2 separate regions of the Homo sapiens genome follow, and region 1 is linked to region 2. The links are chromatin contacts, found by Hi-C or POLR2A ChIA-PET in ENCODE. All regions are on one chromosome and are shown on one strand. Each heading gives the region's core, a stretch centred on a gene start or an enhancer-like site at or near the end of the contact. The rest is flanking DNA. Distances are from core to core; before and after follow the strand shown.

Region 1 (3,588 bases), core at 237-2,736, 89 kb after region 2:
GCATTTGATGGAATTGAAATGAAATGAAATAATTATGCTAAAAAGAAATGGGTGTTCAATGTGTGAAGCAGGACTGAATAATGGTTAAGAACTTAGGCTTTCCAGTAAGACCAGTGCAGTCTCCAGAATTTCCACACTGGATGGGTTTAGGAGGGGCTGTCTATGTGGGAGGGAGAACAAAGGCATTTATCTTAAAGCTTCATTTGCATAGAAATCCTTTGTTTTGACTAAATCGAACAGCCTCCTGAAAGTAATTCTTAACACTACCTTTGCTACAGATGGTTAAGGATTAAAATAACTTCTCCAACTTAAGTTTCCACATATGCAAAATAGATAATAATACAGTAATAATTCTGACCCCAGTAGGGTGTTGAGAGGATCACTGGGATAGTGTGTGTTAAGTATTCTTTGGCCTGCCACACTAAGTATTCAATAAAAAACTATTGTTATTATTACTATGATATTTTAAGTTGGTTATATTCATAACATGTTAGAATGTTAGAAGGGAGCTCAGAAACAGCAAAAATACAGGCTTTGGAGTCCACGGACCTAAGTGGGAATCCTGTCTCCACCCTTTCCTAGCAGGGTGACCCTGGGTACACTGCTCATCCAATAAGACCTTGGTACGTGAGAACCACTTGGACTTGCTAAAATCATATTCCAGGGCCCCACCCTAGATATTCTGATTGAGTTGTTTTATGGTGAGGCCCAGAGAACTGCATTTTACAAGTTTTCCAGGTGATTTGGATTCATGAACTCTACGAACCATAGTTTGTGAAATGTTGACTTAGTCTAAGTCTCAGAGGTTTTTTGTTTTTTGTTTTCTCCCATAAAATGGAGCAGGAATACCTGCTTCATGGTTTTGGATGGAAAATATCTGGCCCCAAATCTGGCTTATTGCAGGGAATCTGGCTTACTGTGCTTAGAAGCTTTGGCTATCTTCCTTCTAGATATGGTCTCTTTAACTATTTCATCCAACCATGTGCAGCCAGTGTCACAGAAGAGACCAAACTCTGTGTTAGAAGCTGATGGAATTCAGGTAGCGAATCAAAGACCACCAAACATTAAAGAGTAAAAAGTGTCTGCGAAACACATCAGATGTATTTTGCAGAATATACCTCTGTAATAGAATGGGTTCCCCCTTCCCCTTGCAAATCAGCCATGTATGGAAATAAAAAAATTCCACTCTGATGAGCACATTTCCCTGCTTTCAAATGCCAGAAACCATGTGAACAGTGAGCAAGGAAGGCCCGCACCATCACCATCAGCAGACAACGGTTTCATAACGAATTCTACAAATTTGACTCCTTGCCTGCCTCTAATTCTTTAATGGAATACTAGGAGAAAATTAACAGAGTCTGATGACCTCAGAGGACTTTTGAGGGGAAAGCTAAGTCCATGCTGGACTGAGTCAGCTACATAGAAAATGAAACTTCAGTTTGCCCACAGCCTGCCGCTTTCAAGGTTCTTGTTTGCTACGCGTGTGCTCGATCCACCCATCCCTCTTAGCTGATGTTTGCTGCTGCTGTTGCTGCAGAATGGGAACTTTGAAGCCCTGCTTCCTATAATAAGCTAGATGAGCTCATTTGTTAATGTTTTTCCTTCCTGTTATACTTTTCAGTATGTTAGGCTGCTATTTAACATTGAATTGTCACAATCTGTGGCATTATATAATGATATAATTTCTTTGCTGTATAATTGGTAAAGAACTTTGTGATGATTCTGATGGGAGGGAGATAAAAACTATCAAGAAACATAAGGCTGTGAGTATATAAATGCAAAAATAGCCAATTCCATCAACTGTCCCCAGAATGAGTCGGGCAAAAAACATTAAGCTTCCTTTTTGGCTTTTTTTCTTCTGTGCAAGGAAAATATTTTAAACTGAGTTTTTTCCCTTTTCATCCATTGTTTGTGGACACAGGATATAGAGCAGCAGGGGAGAAGACAAAAAATCTGCTGAAAGCTGGTTCTGTTTAACAGATTAGGTTCAAATTTGTTTTTAAGAAGAACGGATTTGTGATGTTTTATTCAGGCACAGCAATGGCAATATAATCAGAGTTGAAATCTGCCTTAAAGAAAGAATTTTTGTAATTATAAACTCCCAAATAAAGATTTGAAACAGAATCTGATTTGCCTATCTATGGGTAGCTTTTCTTAGTTTTAATTTATCCAAACACTCACTCATTCATTCAACAAACACTGGCTGCTGCCCTCTGTGCGAGACACTGGGAAAAGAGAGGTAAAATAATTTGTGCCCTCCGAAAGGAGTGCTCCGATACTCCTCTTAGTAGCTCCCATGGAATCCCCAGTGTACCCTATCACAGCATGTTTTCTATTTGATTGAAACTACTTATTCAACAAACATTTGTTTAATACTTTTTTTTATTTCAGTAGCTTTAGGGGTACAAGTGGTTTTTAATTACATGGATGAACTGTATAGTAGTGAAAGTCTGAAAGTTTAGTGTACCCATCACAGGAGTAGTGTATATTGTACCCGATATGTAGCTTTTTATCCCTCCCTGCTCTGAGTCTCCAATGTCCACTATACTAACCTGTATGCCTTTGCATACCCAGAGCTTGGCTCCCACTTATAAGTGAGAACATACAGTGTTCCAACAATTATTTGTCAAGTATTTCCTCTGTGTGAAGCACAGGGCTACATGGTTCCCGCCTACCCCGTAGGGCTGTTGTGGGGATTAAGGAATAAGGATCAAACTACTTGACACCACACCTGGGCCTAGAAGGTATTTAACAGGTGTCTGATGAATGACTTCATGGCCAGTAGGAAACCGTTGCTAGGAAAAGATTGCTAGTGACCCTGTGATTGTGAACTTCAGTAGGATGAGGTGGTGGAGAAGGACAAAAGCTTCCAGCATCTTCTGGCGGCAGTAATTCTTCACCTTTCCTGCAGTCACACTTTTTGAACTTCTGGTCTACCTACTTCTGCTTAGGTTTCTCTTTTTGGCCTCAGCCACTTTGTGACTCCCCTCTTTCCTTCCTCCCTCCCTCCTTTCTCTTTCTTTCTATCATTTTCATTCTGCACACACTGTGATCATAAAACTTGGGCAATATTTTACTCCACCAAATGTGTTCAAGGTGATAGAAGATTTGGCTGCTCAGGAGGACCCATCAGGAGTCCCAAATCATTGGCCTGTATGAGTCAGGGCAGTGGGCCAGGCTCAGTCCCTACAGGTTGGGCCAACCTGAGGATGACAAGAATGGTGTCTTTATTATAACTTGAAGTTATAATAAAGGTACACACACATGCCTTGCTGTATATTTCTACACATAAATCTTATTCAAGGGAGGTTTTGATATTCCAAATTATGGAACAAAAAATGCTGATTCTTCTGATAGGAATTCCAGAATATGGAATGAGAGACTGGAATATGTGGAGTGAAAGAAATGAGGGGTTATTGATTCTTGGAAGAAAAATACAACTTGGAGAATTCAGTTGTCATTTCCCCAGCACTCATTAGGATATTTTAATTATATAGGATCATGAATGAAGGAAATGATATATCTTCTACAACTTTACGAAAATTGTAAAAAGGGAAAGGGCCTTGTTTATCACCTTTCAAAGAATTA
Region 2 (3,718 bases), core at 485-2,984:
GCAATAGACCCCTACAGTTCCTTTTCCTTCACTGAAGGCAATCTAGTCCCTGTTACCTTCAGGCTCCAGAACAAGTGGAAAAATATCACCCGGGGCTAACTGAAAAACAGAACTCAAATATCTAAGGCAGTTTAACAAAAGCCATATGCAATTAGTAGTAGAACTGGGAATAGATATGCCTTTTCAAAGACAACAGAGCTGGCATAAGTTTCACCAGGTTGGGAATACAAATGATAACCTTAGGCCATCATCTTGCCCACAAGTTCTTAACATCCCTCAAAGATGATACCAATTATTTCTGAGTGATTGATTCCAAGTTGGCATTCCAGAATTTGGGTTCTTTCTCTCCCTTTCTGGCTCCCGTTCTAGTCAACATCCACAGCGCTGGAATTGGCCAATATGTTCTTGGTGATAATGCCAATGACTTTGCCAAAGGGATTGTCTCTCAAGGCTCTGGCTCCTTTGGTTCATGACACAGTCCAGGAAGCTGTCGAGTGTCCCTGTCAGCCATCGTGATGATGTCCCTGGTGAGAATACCCATGTCCTCACCAGAAGCCTGTCTCTGAAGCTCTCAGAGCTGCCATTCCTGGGGTGCAGGAATAGTCCAACCAAAACCGCAGAGCGTGGCCCCTTCCAGACTTCTGAAGCTACATGGTTGGTGTTTGAGTTTTCATTTCATTTCTCAAGAGCATCTCCTTTAGCTTCTGAGCCTCATCCCCAATTCTCTGACAGCCACCGATTAAACAAAAGCATGCATATCAACCCAAGAACAAACAGCAATTTTCCTGCATAAAAATGACTCAAACCATTCTTAAAATATAAAATGAAGTAAAATTTCCCCAAAGGCAACTCAATGTATAGAGTAGAAAGTGTACTTTACATGCAGATAATATTTTTTTGTGAGCACAAAGAGCATTTCAGTCTCAAGAACCACAGCTGTGTCTCAAAAGCCTCTTCTCCAATTATGGTCCTGGCTTGATATTTACATACCCAAATGGCCCATTTGAGTGGTTTTCCAGAAACAGTGTCCTCCAATGTCTTCCTCTCTTTCCAACCCAAATTACTTAGAAATGGCAGTGCTTCGCTTCCAGCTTCCCCTCCACTCCACACAGATTTCCTTCATTTCTATAATTTTTTTCAGTGATTTTCGGGCCAAGTTTTAAGAGACCAGGAGTATGTTCAAGGGATCATCTCAGGTAAATGTCTTAAAAATGGACCATTTCCCCTGCAGTGAGGGAGGGAGGTGGAAAGTCCTGTAGCTTTCCTGGACAGACTAGACCATGGATGCTGACCAACCCAGAGCCATAGGCCTGGGCCCTTCTCCAGCATATTCAGGCAACTAAGAGTCAGCTTTTAAGCATAGCCTCATGTCAGAGACCCTGGGTCCAGGCTGATGACCAATGGTCTTTCTGACTCTAAGTGCAAGACTGTTTTCTGATGCCTCTTAGAAAAGACGCTGGGATTTTGAGGATGGCAGGGCCACTTCCATGAGTGTCCCCATGGGGACCAGCTCTGGGCAGCTCTTGCCAACCACCCCAGTAGGAAAGTGACCATTGCAAACTTTTTGCAGGTGAGACAGACCTGCTAATCATTACAAAATGGCTGAACCATGCGCGGACAGCCTGGAAAAAGCAGTCATTTTCAATACGAGTTTTAAAGCCTTCACCAAGTCCCTTGCCAACCCAGCTAATAGAAGGGAGGCTTGGGAAAGCTTACTCATCCTGCTTAGCCCAACTTTGTTCTGCCTCCTACTCAGTCATAAATTGCTGCACAGGCTGTGCTGGCTAAATTGACATTAAGAGTTATTAAAGGAATGAGTCTACAGTTTAGGAAATGTGCATTCATGATAGGCTTCTGCAGTCTTAGGAAGAGCCACGGCAGGGCAGGGGAAGCTGACAGTTGCAGAGGTGGGGCCTCACAGCTTGGAAAGTTGGAAGAAATCCTGGTGCTCTTGGAGGCCCAGTGCCCCCAGTTAAGGAGACACAGCCATAAAGGAACCCTATGGTGACTCATGCAGCCTTGTCTGTGATACTGACTGATGGTCTGTGGGTTTATGTCTGGTTTCCACACACAGGTTTGTGTATGCATGTCTTCCTCCAAAAATCATCATTTTAATTTTTTGGCAGCCTAGTGGTATTCATCTTGGAGTGTGAGTGGAGGTTCCTCCTGTCTGTATATTGGCAGCTCTAGCTTCCTGTCTACCATGGCCCATGGGCCTCCCTACACCAAGAAGCAACACTTGTTCCTCTGTGTTGCTTGGTTAACATGGAACACACCCAATCTGCTCTTGCACTTGCTTCTTTAACTCTTGTGGTGTCACCTACGCATTTGTGTATAACTTGTTTTCTCTACCAGATTGTGACCTCCTGGAGTACGGAAAATATCTGGTCTTCTCACTGTGCTATGGAGACAGCAGGTGTTCCACAAAAATAGTTTGCATGAGTAATTATGGAGCTGCTTCTGGGGCTGGCATCTGGAGGAAGACAATTACCTGTTACTTTAATTTTCTATACAGGGAGAGCAGATATACTTGTTAGAATTTATTGTAAAACAAGATGAAGCTTGTCTATGACTTAAGCAGCCAAGACGTGGTGCCCAGGTTTTGTTGAAAGGTTTACTTTGGCACTTTTCCAGATAACTGTGTTTGCCAGAGGAGTGACCACTGGATAGTAGTAGCGAAGGTTTAATGACATCTTTGCTGTATGCCAGAGAACTTTCTGTGGGCTGTATGTGCATTAACACATTTAATCTTCAAAACAGTTTGAGTTAAGTTCCCCATCACACCTATTTTACAGATGAAGAAACTGAGATAGGCTGGGCACGGTGGCTCACGCCTGTAATCCCAGCACTTTGGGAGGCTAAGGCGGGCAGATCATGAGGTCAGGAGTTCAAGACCATCCTGGCCAACATGGTGAAACCCTGTCTCTGCTAAAAATACAAAAATTAGCTGAGTGTGGTGGTGTGTGCCTGTAATTCCAGCTACTTGGGAGGCTGAGGCATGAGGATCGCTTGAACCCAGGAGGCAGAGGTTGCAGTGAGCTGAGATTGCGCCACTGAACTCCAGCCTGGTGACAGAGTGAGACTCCGTCTCAAAAAAAAAAAAAAAAAAAAAAAAAAAAAGAAACTGAGATATGTAGAGATTAAGTACCCCACCCAAAATCACATAACCAAAAAATTATGGAGCTGGGATTTAAGATCAGGCATTCTGACTTGAGAAACTGTACTCTTAACCGGGATGCTATAGGACCTCTCAAAAAACTTGAAACACACTGACCCACCCACCCATCCATCCACCTATCCATCAAATGTTTAAGCCCCTTTGAAATAAATAGCTTATATATAATGACTATATCTTTAAATCTTCTGCTCCACACCTCTTCTCAATGCCCTTCTTAGCTCTCAGACTTGGTAGAGGGCATCCACAGTGAATAAAACCTCTGGCTAGGATTTTGGAAGCAATAAAGAACACTGGAAATGATGACAGTAAGTTGGAGTCCACTAAGTTTATCCTGGAGAAGTGAAGAGAAGGACTTGCTGGAAATTATATGATTTGGGATACATATGAAAATTCTAGGAATGATTTTCTCTGGCAGCATTCATACTGGGTAATGTTTGGGAGGAGTCTTTCCATGTTTTCTTTATTATATTCCATATGTTGGTTTATATTTTTCTATTTCATTCTTCCAAAAGTTATAAAGGATATTTTTGTCCATTAGGT

Evidence for each region. Hi-C counts contacts between places; a loop is a spot of excess contacts on that map. ChIA-PET counts read pairs that join two places held with the same protein, here RNA polymerase II (POLR2A).
Region 1: a map of endothelial cell of hepatic sinusoid shows a loop between it and region 2 (5-fold over the local background). The contact joins two enhancer-like sites. A Hi-C loop is called at or near these places in 1 of 168 maps with a recorded cell type or tissue (endothelial cell of hepatic sinusoid). POLR2A ChIA-PET finds 5 or more read pairs at or near these places in 2 of 52 experiments (Panc1 and endothelial cell of umbilical vein).

Annotation. Positions count from the first base shown.
Region 1 is chr13:32,968,388-32,971,975 of GRCh38, forward strand. No RefSeq gene overlaps it. Among named protein-coding and RNA genes, the nearest start is that of KL, 46 kb to the right of the region's middle. Within about 2 kb of position 1,487, at least 6 of the 41 ENCODE cell types and tissues checked have a DNase peak (open chromatin) inside an H3K27ac peak, as active enhancers do.
Region 2 is chr13:32,879,402-32,883,119 of GRCh38, forward strand. All of the region lies in intron 3 of LINC00423 (long intergenic non-protein coding RNA 423), which reads right to left. Among named protein-coding and RNA genes, the nearest start is that of LINC00423, 30 kb to the right of the region's middle. Within about 2 kb of position 1,735, at least 4 of the 41 ENCODE cell types and tissues checked have a DNase peak (open chromatin) inside an H3K27ac peak, as active enhancers do.